2 separate regions of the Homo sapiens genome follow, and region 1 is linked to region 2. The links are chromatin contacts, found by Hi-C or POLR2A ChIA-PET in ENCODE. All regions are on one chromosome and are shown on one strand. The core of a region is the stretch at or near the end of the contact, and the rest is flanking DNA. Distances in the headings are between cores, read along the strand shown. Region 1 has its middle 80 kb from the start of ADAMTSL1. Region 2 holds the start of ADAMTSL1 (ADAMTS like 1).

Evidence for each region. Hi-C counts contacts between places; a loop is a spot of excess contacts on that map. ChIA-PET counts read pairs that join two places held with the same protein, here RNA polymerase II (POLR2A). Pooled maps may share reads with other maps.
Region 1: a loop to region 2 is called in a map of PC-3, with 5 times the contacts of the local background. The contact joins the enhancer-like site here to the promoter of ADAMTSL1 in region 2. A Hi-C loop is called at or near these places in 3 of 168 maps with a recorded cell type or tissue (MCF 10A, PC-3 and adrenal gland) and 2 of 50 pooled maps. POLR2A ChIA-PET finds 5 or more read pairs at or near these places in 1 of 52 experiments (OCI-LY7).

Annotation. Positions count from the first base shown.
Region 1 is chr9:18,391,375-18,397,868 of GRCh38, reverse strand. It overlaps a transcript of ADAMTSL1 not described here. Among named protein-coding and RNA genes, the nearest start is that of ADAMTSL1, 80 kb to the left of the region's middle. Within about 2 kb of position 4,113, at least 15 of the 41 ENCODE cell types and tissues checked have a DNase peak (open chromatin) inside an H3K27ac peak, as active enhancers do; they include PC-3, where a contact is called at or near this core.
Region 2 is chr9:18,470,951-18,477,205 of GRCh38, reverse strand. It overlaps ADAMTSL1 (ADAMTS like 1), which reads right to left and starts at 3,053. Exons shown (of 29, transcript NM_001040272.6): 1 at 2,911-3,053. The coding sequence starts at 2,973.

The DNA.
Region 1 (6,494 bases), core at 2,864-5,363, 80 kb after region 2:
AATGACCTTAAGACATCTGGAAATCCAGTTTGGAGTAGGACAATGAGGTATAGATGCTTACCCAAACCTTTAGAAGTTAAGAAAAATATAGACAAACACTAACTTTTGAACAATTTAAATTAGTGTGTTTCATTGATTTAAAAATAAACCTTTTTCAATGTATTTCATCATCTCTGAAATTGTGGTATGTCCTATAATCCAATGGTGATTTACAATCACTTTCATGAATTCAGACTGAAAACATGTACTTGTATTGGGTTTTGGTTCAAATAATCAGGGGAGAAGTTTTTCTTTCCTCCACCAGTACCGATGTTGAGAAATACATTTTCTTGCTGTCTCTTTTCACACGGTGGTTTTGTTTGTTCATTTATTTACTCACATAATAATGATGTAGCCCTCTTAATTGCAAGTCTATTATTAGATTTTTCATCTTGAGCTTTTTTTCTTTTTTGGAGTGCATGTAACAGCATCTTTAATCATGGATTCAATGGTATCATAGACTCAAGAAATACAGTACTTTTAAAGCTCAGAGAATGTGTTCCTTTCTCTTCTTGAAAAGAATTATACCACGAGGCAGGATTTCCTTCTGGGATGATAATATCATATGGGAAAGGAAGCAAGGCACTCTCAACTCATTCTAAGTTCATAACTCCATAGACTATTAGAAAATCATTTCAAGAATACCACCTGTGGATAAGGGTAAAAGAGTGGGGGAAAAAGGGGAAACAAAAATCGGATAAGAAATCTAAACAAACCTAAACTTAGTGATAATGTCTAATTTATGCATAGGGGTTAAAAAATAGTAGATCCCAGGATCACTGTGAATAGCACGGCACAGAGAATAAAAATCATCATCAGGGATTCTGTTAGAAAATACAAGAGCCAGATCAATGTTACGATATAAAGAGGCATAGTGCATATAGAACCAAGGCATACATTTCTTAGGACCCCTATTTAGGAATGTACTAAGGTTTTGTTTCTTGCTTTTGTTTTTAAACAAAAAGAGACAGGGTCTTGTTCTGTTGCCCAGGCTGAAGTGCAGTGGCATGATCATAAAAATGTGCTGAGTTTTTATGCTTGTAATTTAAAAGTGACTAAGTGAACTAATAGAGTTTAAAAATGTGAGTGGTTAAACCTTGAGAGTTGAGATCACCATGGCAAAGCAAGGACATAGTTTTGTGCAAGGGATCCCAGTTTTTAAGCTGATAAAGGCTGGTACTCTATTTGCACAGGACATTATTAACATAAAAATAATATTATAAAAATATTTATTAAAATTTAATATTTATTAATGTAAAATTTAATTAATATTAATTTTAATTATATTACTTGATATAAATTAATATAATTAATATATAATTTCACTCATTAAAGTTTAATATTTGTTAATATAAAATTTAATTAATATTAAATTATTATTTATTAGAATAGTAATGAATATTTATTTTTAGGTTAAAATAATATTAACATAAAAACTGCAGCACAAGAGACTTAGATTTTATGGATTAATAGCAAACTTCCTCTGAACTAAGTCACAATCTAATTTTTATATTGAATAAGTCCAGGAGGGGGCACCCTGACATTCCAGCTTTCAGTCAACCTTCTGACTACTTCCATATTGAGCTAAATCTCCACAGCCATGGCCACCAACTGTCTTATCATCAACTGGGACTGTGCAAAGGCAGGAGCACCTAAGAGGCAGGCCAACAGTTTAATGAAAAGGACCAGAGTGCTCTAAGGTTGGATAAAGTATGGGGTCACTGACTGCCTTGTGGGTTACAGTAGATAACCTATGCAAATTCTCTTCAGAGGCAAGAGCTAGCCCCAAGAACTCTCAGCATCAATGGTCTACTTCAAATGTTGATTAGCATCAAAGGTTTCCTTCCACAGAAAGGCCAGACTAAAAGGGAGTAAGTAATTTCAGAAACATCTGGAAAGCAGAAGACAACATATAGGGGTCTTGTACTTCCTCTTTGATGTATATATTACCCATGCAGAAAAATGACATATTTGTAAATTTTAGTTCAGCCTCTAGGATGGTGCTCATCCAGCAGACATCTGTGTCACAGACCAAAGAAACTAAAATGTGTCCAACTTAAACCAGGCTGAATCAAGACTAGTTAAACTACACTTTTCATCACCAGTCAGTTTCAAATACACAGGCTCAGAGGTCTTTGACCACTTGCAGTTGAGAAGGATGATAGACCTGTACAGTTCAGGATATAATTTGGTCTAGGGATGCTTCAGAAGCTCCAGAACAGATTCTATACTGACTCTCCAACCATTCATTCATTGAATTTTGCCAGATAAATACCCTATCAGAAAATGGGTCTGTTTCCATTATGTCATACAAAGTGCAAATCCTCAAGGCTTTCCTTTGGAGAAGAATAGGTAGAGTCTACCAGTCCTGTCTCTAAATGATCCCATTTATCAATGGATGAGATTTCTGAATAAAGCATGTGCATTTATTTTATGCTGAATGCTGCAAACTTTAGATCGACATCTTGCCAGCAAAAACCAATACCCACATTTTTCATTTCTTTATCTCTGGTGGAAAAAAGCAGGATTTAAAGCAACTGCTGGTCAAACACATGATTCTTTTTTAAAAACCAGAGTAAATTCAGACTGGCTTCCTGGAGAACTGTTTTGAAAGGCAGTTTACAGATCTTACTGTTGCTTTTCCATGACATAATGCTGGAGATCCGACATAATACTCAAACACCTGGCAACAGCCTAAGGACAAGGGGGAGCAGGAGTGAAGGGAGAACAAGAGGAAACTCTGACAGATCTGTCCTGAAAAATGCACTATTTACCAAGTTGGGACATCAAATCTCAGACAAAAAGGTAAAGAGAATTGCTTAAACCAAGGTTTCCAAGAATCTTTGACAAATGCTGACTCTCTTAACACTTTATGAAACAACCAAAGTCAACAGACACATCTCCACAGCCTTTCCATTTGCAGACTTTTTTCCCACAGCCCTATTTAGAACTTAACATAATGGGAAGTTTTCTCTTGGCAAAAAAGCTGATTAAGTGTTCCATTTAATAGCATAATGCAAAAAAATGCTTTCCTTTTTTCAGACCTGCTGTTCTCATACTGTCTCATGTTGTCTAAAGTGGAGAGTTGGTAACTATTTTCGGGGTTGGTGTGCCTTTATGATGAATGTCATCTTAAAATACAGAACAAATAATGAAACCCATGTTGAATTTATAATCAACTTTCTTTTATCTACACTCAAGGTTATTATTTTAACCTGTTGTCTTTGCAGTTTGGGAATACAAGAATGAGCTTTTTGTGATAAGTTGAAAGCACAATAATTTATAACAAGCTTCTTTCTCTTATTCTCCTATTCTCTCTCCATTTCTGTCTCTCTCTCTTGCAGAATGGGTCTATTCATTTATATTTCTATCCTTTTTGATTTGGTCTTACATTTACAATGTCAGGAATATCATATCCATTCAACAAATAACATCTGACAAACAAAAATGGATCTCCTGGGGCATAGGACCAAAAAGCAGTGCTGTGGACAGATTCTGTTATTGGAATTAGGCATCTAACCTCCTTTTAAAGCATATGGCCTTTAAAAACTTTTCACTATTTTTAACAATCAACTTGAGGATTTAAAACAATGCAATCCCCCGCTAATTTTTATTGGTCAATGGCCTATTCAATTGTTTCTCAGCTTCTCCTTTAAAAAAAAATCCTTGTTCTAGTTGTACTTTTAAAGTTAAAGCAACAATCTCTTTATGGCTCTGCTTTCGCTGCGTAACCATCATCTTATGCCAAGATACATTTTTCACCCATTCAGTCAGGACAATTGGTAATTAAAGGCTTTATTACTTTCCATGATCATCATCTGCAATGCTTTTAGCTGGAACAAACAAAGTAACCCGAAACCTTATTTAAACTGGCTTACACATTAGGATATTTGTTTACCAACTAGTAGTCAGAGGTACAGTGGGCTGTGGAGTTGGTTTATTTCACAGCCGGATGGTATCATCCAGGACCCAGGCTTTGTTTTCTCTGCCTTCACTTTTGGCTTCCCTCCAAGCCTTGTTTCCTTCAAGGTTGTGGGATGGCTGCCAGGAATACTGGGGCATTTAACAGGAGAGAAAGGCTGCCTTTCTATGTTCTCTCTTAAAAGTAAGGCACTGCCATTTTCAGAAGTCCCTAGCAAGCTTCTCCCAACATCACTTTGACCCAAATTGCCTTAGCCCTTGCCACCTCTAACAAAACACAGCAACAGGGTAGAAGGTTACTAGGGTGAAATGGATGTTGGGAGCCAACCTCAATGACCACCACACTGTCTTCTTTAACATCCTTAGTAAGTTTGAATGATGCAACATATCAGAAGAACTATGACTCAGACATTCTCTAAGGGAGCCAATTATCCTTGTTTTCTCAGAACTGAGGGGTTTCCCAGTATGTGGAACTCTTAGTGCTAAAACTGGGTGAGTCTTGAGACAACTGGGATGGTGAGTCATTACCTTCCCCTTTAATCCCTACCAGGTCCAAGCAACCATGAACTCTCCTGAACATTTGAGGAAGTAATACATTCACAGGCAATTAAGTGGAATGCAACAGCAACAGTACTTCTTAATGCTCAAATTATAATTCTAATTTAAAAAACCCCAGCATACTGTGTATGTGTATAATCTGTGAAAATAATTATATTTTGTATAAAGGATAATAGACTGTGTAAGTTGGAGTAAAATTTAGAGGTTCCTTAATTTCCCACTTCCCACATTCATGCATCCACTAATAACCTGAGTAGTATACTCAAAGCAGAAACCCTTTCTACAAGTGGTCAATAAGCACTCTAAGAGAAAATTATGTGCCCCTTACACACAGCATTATTCCTGGAATATGACAGGTATTCAGTAATTATCATCCTGAATTTAGTAGTCAAATGCAAAGTAAAGCATCTTTTTACCTTAGGTAGCATGTGAAATAGCCATGTGTAGCCTAAGACTGGCAGAAGCAAAGACCTGATTTCTACCACAAAAGTGAGGGAGGCCCCAAAGTAGAGGTAGGTGAAGAAAAGGAAAGAAGGCTGATATTTCTCACTCTGGCTCATAATTAAGAAGATTATTATTTTTTTCTTGTATGAATTTAGAGTATCCTCTGAAGTTTACAAATGTGAAAATAAATTATTTTGCATAATTCTACAAGCTACAGGATTGGTTGATTCCATCATCCTACTATGTTTTTGAGGTTATGTTGTGTAAGGTTACTTTGTTTGAACATGTACACACAGGTAGCCTGGAAAGGATGTCCAGAATGCAGGGGCCAAAGATAGAAGTTTCAAAAATACTAAATAACAGAGATAAAGATAAGGGCTATCAGCAGGGAAAACTGTTGTCAGTAGCAGGTTTGCAGAGCACGCCAGGCCAAGTGGAGATGTAGGATGAAGTAAAGAGATGCTTATTGGAGAGCAGGCACTAAGATGCCACTGCATGCACGATAGTTTGAACTATAGAAAGCTTTTTAAACAACCTACCGCACTGTTCCTTTTTTTATCCCCATGAAGCTAGGCTAGTGAGTGCCTCTTTATTAACCACATGTACTAAAGCAACAGTGACTTTATGTGATTTAAATGTTTTCACACATATGACATTATTTTGTAATCACATCAGTACCATAAAGTAGTAGGACCCTTATTACTAATCATATTTGTAACAAATAAACTGAGATTTATAATTTAGGTGACTTGTGCCAGGTAATCTAGAAAGTAATTGATTCAGGGCCAGTCGCAGTGACTCATGCCTGTAATCCCAGCACTTTGGGAGGCCGAGGCGGGCGGATCACGAGGTCAGGAGATCGAGACCATCCTGGCTAACATGGTGAAACCCCGGTCTCTACTAAAAATACAAAAATTCGCTGGGCATGGTGGCGGGCACCTGTAGTCCCAGCTACTAGGGAGGCTGAGGCAGGAGAATGGCGTGAACCCAGGAGGCAGAGCTTGCAGTGAGCCAAGATCATGCCACTGCACTCCAGGCTGGGCTGCAGAGCGAGGCTCCATCTCAAAAAAAAAAAAAAAAAAGAAAGAAAAGAAAGAAAAAAAGTAGTTGATTCAGGACTTAAACAACAACAACAAAAAATCATCTGAGTCTTCATTGTCTTTTCTGTTGAATCACATTCCCTAATTAAAAACTCTCTTAAAAACTAAAGAAAATTGGTTTTCAGGACAAAATCTACTCCTAAACATTGATTCTGGAAGAAGCATGAAATATTCAGCATGAGAATCATTCTTGTGCCAATGAATATAATGGCCCAATAATCCCATATTTCAGTTACTGATATCTGAGGCAAGAAGATTGCTGGAGCCCAGGAGTTCAAGGCTACAGTGAGCTATTATGGCACCACTGCTCTCCAGCCTGGGTGACAGAGCAAGACCTTGTCTCTAAAAAAAAAATTGTTTTAACTACCAACTAAACTATGTAACATCCTGTCTAGTACAATGACTTTAAATCATTTCCATTATAGAATAAAT
Region 2 (6,255 bases), core at 1,804-4,303:
ACACATATGTCAATGGCCGGTCATGGTTTTTGCCACATTCTTTTTGAGCTAAACAATTGGGACAAAGGAGAGAGAATAAATACGAGAAAGCAGAATGGGAGGATTGAGAAAATGGCATTATGTAGCTTAATTTCACCTGAATATCAAATGAAATCTCTTGATCAGTACTACTGTCCTACTGTGTCCAGAATATAAATTTATGATATAAGTTCTGTGCATGAAAATATGGGTGGTAACGTAAAATAGATTCAACACCCATCCTCTCAGAAATAAGTTCCAAGGGGAAAGGATTTTGACAGAATGAAGGCTGAACAACCTTCAATATTTGTACACACTCAAGAACCTAGTCATGATACAGATGATTCAGCTGTCAGTGAAATGAGGGATATTTTAATAAGGTAGAAACTGGGCTTGCCACAAAATAGACAGGATGTTTTCCAATTAAGTTACAGAGACCTTTAGAAATTGCCCCAAATAAGTCCAAGAATAGACAGAATCCTTGCAATGTGTAAATGAAAACAAAAACAAAAAAAAGACTATAGGAAAAACAAGCCCCTCAATTCAATTTCTCTATCAAGTTTGAAGGTTGAGCTGATGATGCCACACTTCTAGTTCTAAATCAAGTACACAACAGGCTAAAGGTCACAATCTCTTAAGCCAATAATTAAATTTAATGCTAAAGGGGGCAGTTAATGAGCAAGTTTAACAAGTGCTCATGATATTGTACATATCTTTAATGATCAAGATGATGCAGAAAGCCTAAATATCTGCAACAAAGGGTACAGACCAACCTGCACCACTGTTTTCATTGTTCTTAAATATTTACAACCACCATACGAAGCAAACATGTTCTATTCTCTCCATTATTTGACCTTTGGGTTCAAATGCAAGCTTATTTCATTGCCTGAAAAAACGGGTTTAAAATGTCTTATCTGTATGATTATTGTAAGGATTTATTGTAATGATTTTCAAACAACTAGCCACATTCAGACACAAAATACATGACAGCTATTACTAATGCTGTTATTGCTTGGCAAAGGGATGTATGTAAACATCAGTCAGTTCTTCCTTTTGTAGCATAACTCTCAGATTTCCACTTAATTTAAATGCAGGCATAAAACAAACCTAGGTTTGTTTTAATTTTATCTTTATAATACAATTATTGTAATTTAAATATGATATGTTTTAAGTCCTTCTGAAATAAGCATACATACCTTTTCATTCCACATAAGTCAAATTATATGCTCTAATACATATATGAATATTCAAGATATCACAGAGGGATATAATGCGTTTACCAAATGGATAGCAAAACAATCTATTCCTGAATGGGAAAGTTTTACTAAAGTATAATGAGATCATACTTCCATATGAAAATATCAAAAAAGTAATGTATACTGGTAATTTGCTTTATGATGCAATATAATGGGAAAATAACACACACTTAAAAAAATCACAAAGAAGGAAAGATGAGACAAACTAATGGTGTATACAAGTAACACATCCCATATGGAAAAAATGAGACACCTTTCATAAATCGCTTGCTCCACAAGTCATAAAGCATACCTAAACATTCTGTTCTTTGTATTTTTCAGAACAGCTAAAACTTATAGTTCATTCATGCTTGAAATGTAGTTTACCTTTAAATTTCTATGAAAAATTAAAAATTTATTTCTATATTTATAGCACTTGCAATGCAGCATTATAATTTCTTAGCTACAATGATGCAAATCATTAAGAAGTGGGAATGTATAAAATATTGAATCACTGTCTGATTACTCTATTTGATGAATCTCCTGGACTTTTTCAGTTTGTACCAAATGGCTTTCTTCCCTACTTCAAAATTATAGCGCAGATCAGATTTGTCAGAATATAATCAGAACAAACATTCCTTCCCCATCAAGGAATCAATGCAACCTATTCATTTGCTACATTTTTACCTTGTTCTCTTCCTGCCTTGTTACCTTCTGAGGAAGTTCTGGCATGTTATAAATGTGACAGGAAAAACTACAATCACATTTGTTTGGATCAGTGTGTGCAAATTTTGGAATCAAACCTTCAGATGAGGTTTACTAAGCTGCCTGCCCAGAACACTCTGGTTTAAAAAATGTGCATTGCTATTAATATTTTGAGTGTAGATTTATTTTGGACAGTAAATGTTCATTTTCTGCCCATAAAACCAAGTATGAGTCACAACGGAACATTTACTTCGAGTCAAAAATGCAATGTGTACTGACGTTCAAGAGCAGAGCATCTTATCACTATGACTGTGGCAATCAGCCGTACTAAAAGTCACCATTCCTTTTTCTTCTTTAAAAGTAAATTTGAGATCAAAGGCCATAATCCTCAATTCATAAATCCTAGCATTAACTTCTATCCATAAATGACTTGCAGTAATTAAGAGCCATAATCTGGGTTGGCTGCAAAGAGGCTCTCATTCCCCTCTTTACCTGGTTCCATAGTACATGTGCATAGATGGAAAGTAATTCATTAAAGGCGGTACGGGCAAGCTCTGCAAAGCCTATCCATCAAAAAATTCCAGGAACACCACAGTGAGTGAGTTTAATTTCAGGATGTCTGTTATCCAAATTCCAAGCATACACACCACCATATATACAGTCCTCAGCTCCCAAACTCCATGCAGTATGTCCCAAAGTTCATGTCTCAGTATCAGTATTACTGTATAGCAGTAACTAATTCCAGAAAGTCTTGCAGACTTTATCTTGCTTGGGAAGTTGAGGTTAAAAGTTCTAGAAGGAGTATTCTCTCTTTGTAATCGTGTAAATTATTTTACCTGGAGTTTTAAGATAAAGACACACACACACACACAAACACACATACACACACACACCCCCAACAGCACCCAGACTCAATGGCAATAGCAATGCATTGAAATGAAAAGGCATTTACCAGGAGCAGGAAAGCCAGAAAGAGGAGCAGTGTGCCAGGAGTTGCCCGACGGCAGCATTCCATGCTTGGATCCTTGCCGGAATCAGAATCGGACACTGAATAAGCTGCTAAGTGCTCCTCTGCCTGCTGTCACATCCAGTACTGGTGCTAACACTCCAGTCCTGCCTATCAGCTTCCATCAGCCCCTCTCACATTTCCTGACCGAGGGGTGGGTGGGTGGATGGGTGGGGGGTAAGCTGAATGGAATCTCTCTCGGAGCAGGCAGCCAGCCAATCAGGCTCCTGCTAATCAGACATGCTGAATAACAAAGCCAGGAGGACAGAGAAAGTGTAACGGTGCGAGCAAAAAAGGGGGAAAAGGACGAAAAAGAAAGGCGAGCGAGCAGCAGAGCGAGAAGGGAAATGCAAAAGATGCAGAATTGCAAAAGATGAAGCCAAGCACTGTGCTTCCCATGGACCTGGTTAGTTCTTTGTGAGATGCATTTCTATTTGCCATTTGCCTGTGCTGATGTCTGTTGCTTTGTAAAGTACAGTAGCTCCCTGTGACTGTGTATTGTTCCATTCAGGAGAGAAACTTAATCCCTGTCAATATATAACATATGCCATAAAGGGAAAGAACCATAGACAAAAACCGACTTAATGTGCCCTGTAAATGTGTTCTGTACAACTGTTTTATTTCGCCTCCATAAAGTTCCTCTTTACTTTCTCTCTTGACTTGCAAAATAAATACTCTATACATTTTCTGAAGGTTCCTCACTAAGCCTAAACAGTGGCATAAGTTATTTTGTGTTATTAAGGACTTAATTTGGGGGGAAAAAAACAAAGCAAGTTGCTTCTCTGTAAAGTGACAATTGAAGGCATTTAAGATTTGCTAATTGTAAAGGCACAATTAGAAACTTAGATCCCCCAGTTTAAAAAGAAACCCTCAACAAAGACTCCAGGATGAGTGGGGCTGAAATTTGGGGTTGAGGAGCAGCCTGGTTTTGATGCACTGCCAACTCTCAACTATCTATTTTAGCCACGGGAGAGAAAGAAAGGATGAATTAAATCCTCAGTTAATCCCCAAACCTTCTTTTAACCAAGTTTCAGCTTCCTCCGCACCTCACCCACGTCCTTTATCAGAGCTGTTATAATGCAGAAAAGGCTGAACTGAGTTTTACCTCATTTTTCCATCCACTATTGCAAGAGGGTTGGATGGGATGACCTTGGAGGCCAGTCCAGCCCTGAAGGAAGTGCTAATGAGCAGTGAAATGACGACAAGGCCAGCAACAGCAACGAGAAGGTCAGGAAGCTTCTGAAGCTGCTTAATCCACCAGCAAGGGAGATTTGACTCTACTAGAGGAAGGTTTTATTACAGTTTTAGAAAAGTGTCAAATGTCAAACAAGGATGTATTTCCCCTTATCTGCAAAGGAAATCATTGAGTTTTGAAAGAATAAAAGAGCAGCCCTGGCCTTACATTGCCATAGGTGTGTCATCAGGACGTTTTCCCTTTTCAGATCTCCTGATAGCCCAGAAATATATGCAGTGGAGGTACAAGACATTTAGAATTAATGTTCTTTCCTTTCATTATTAAAAAATACTGACAAGAGGTATGAAACACACGAATATGGAAAACCTGATCAAGCCATAATGGGCATGTGAATACAGGCAGGTCTGCCTATGTACATACCTGCTGCGTTGCTTTTCAAAAAGGTGAAGAAAAGCAGGTTGTTCAACTTTAGGTTACCTACTTCATATGGTATATCAATTAAAGAGAGAGAAACTTTAAAAATCCTATTTTCATGCTGTTAGGAAAGTCAAGGTCATACAAAGATTATCCTTTGTTCTCAATATTAAGTATGTGGACCTAGAAAAATGGACAGTACAAATCCATAACAAAGAGAGCCCATTCTTGAAATATGCTTTTCCCTTTTAGAAAGATTTGTTTTACAAATCTCTCAAAAACTAGCTAATGCTCATAAGCTAAAGCGTATTCACAAGTAGATGTAAAAATGCTTAACTTTGTCTTTCCACTATTGTTTTTGTCTGAAATCCTCATCACATTAAAGAAAGGTGATTGATTGAAATAAACTTTCATTCATAAAGCTATGTTACATGTGTCTCTCTGTTACACACCAGAGCTTTCTGCTAAAGGGTTTATTTTTTTCCCTCCTATCACAGTCATTAACTGAAGAGTTTCAGCTAGTTCTATTAATGGAACATTTTACCTAATACCACCTCCTCCCTCTTCACACATAAACCCTGCTCATTAAGCAGATCCAAAGGGAAGAATAGGTAATGGGAGAAAGAAAAGTAGCAACAAAGCTAATGATGAGATACTATTTGTAGAGGAACAGAAAAATAATCAGCATGGTCAGAAAATAACTGGGAACCACTTACATGCTAGTTTAGATTCTTTTCTGCTTTGCAAATAAATACTGCCTAGGTATTTTGAGTCAGAAATTTCTGCCTTGAAGTTTTAATGGGCATGCTAATGTACAGCAAGATGGTCATCTCAATGAAGTCACCGAATAATATACTATTTTAAAGTTAAGCCCTCAATCACCTGTTGAATGCCTGGAGGATGCCCACCACACTGTCTCATGCTTCTGATTCCTCACAGCATTTTCTTTCCTCTTGGGAATACCCAGAGAAACTAGGAAAAGCAATTGCACATCCAGAGCTACACAGTACAGGTGAAATTACAAATTTACTATAACTTCAGAAAAGGGAGAACAAAATCAAGTTGGGTTAAGGTGACTGGGAAAAGTTTTGGTCATGAACTAATTTTGATGATGGCCAAAATGTACATGCCATCTTTATGGTTTACAAAGTGATTTTACATTTATGATCTCATTTGACCTTTGTGACTACTTTTTGAAATTAAGTAATCACCCCATTTTATGTACGTGGAAACTGAGGCTCAGAGAAGTTAAGTGACTTGACTAAAGCTTTGCTGGCTAGAACTGGCCATTGAGCCACGGTTTACCGAATCTAAATCCACCCTCATCTCATATTCATATATATGCATTATATCTATATATGATGTATACACATACATATATTCAGATGTTGGCAGTGATGTTGTTGAAGGGGGATGTTTATAGGAAAAGGAAAGTAGGCTACCAGGGTTTACCATGGGTATATGTTACCTGACGATGGAAAGTATCTTATTTTAGCCTCCAGCTTCTATGTGTCTTGACTTTCTCATTTCTAAAACGTTTTCAGCACCTAGGAAAAGTAATGTAAAACTTTAGGTAATCTAGATCCATATTAATGGCAACCGGGGAAAGGCCACTTACGGCATCTGAGCAGGGCGTTGGCCAAATTCCTTTTTTCCTCTTCAGGTATCTAAATTAAAACCGT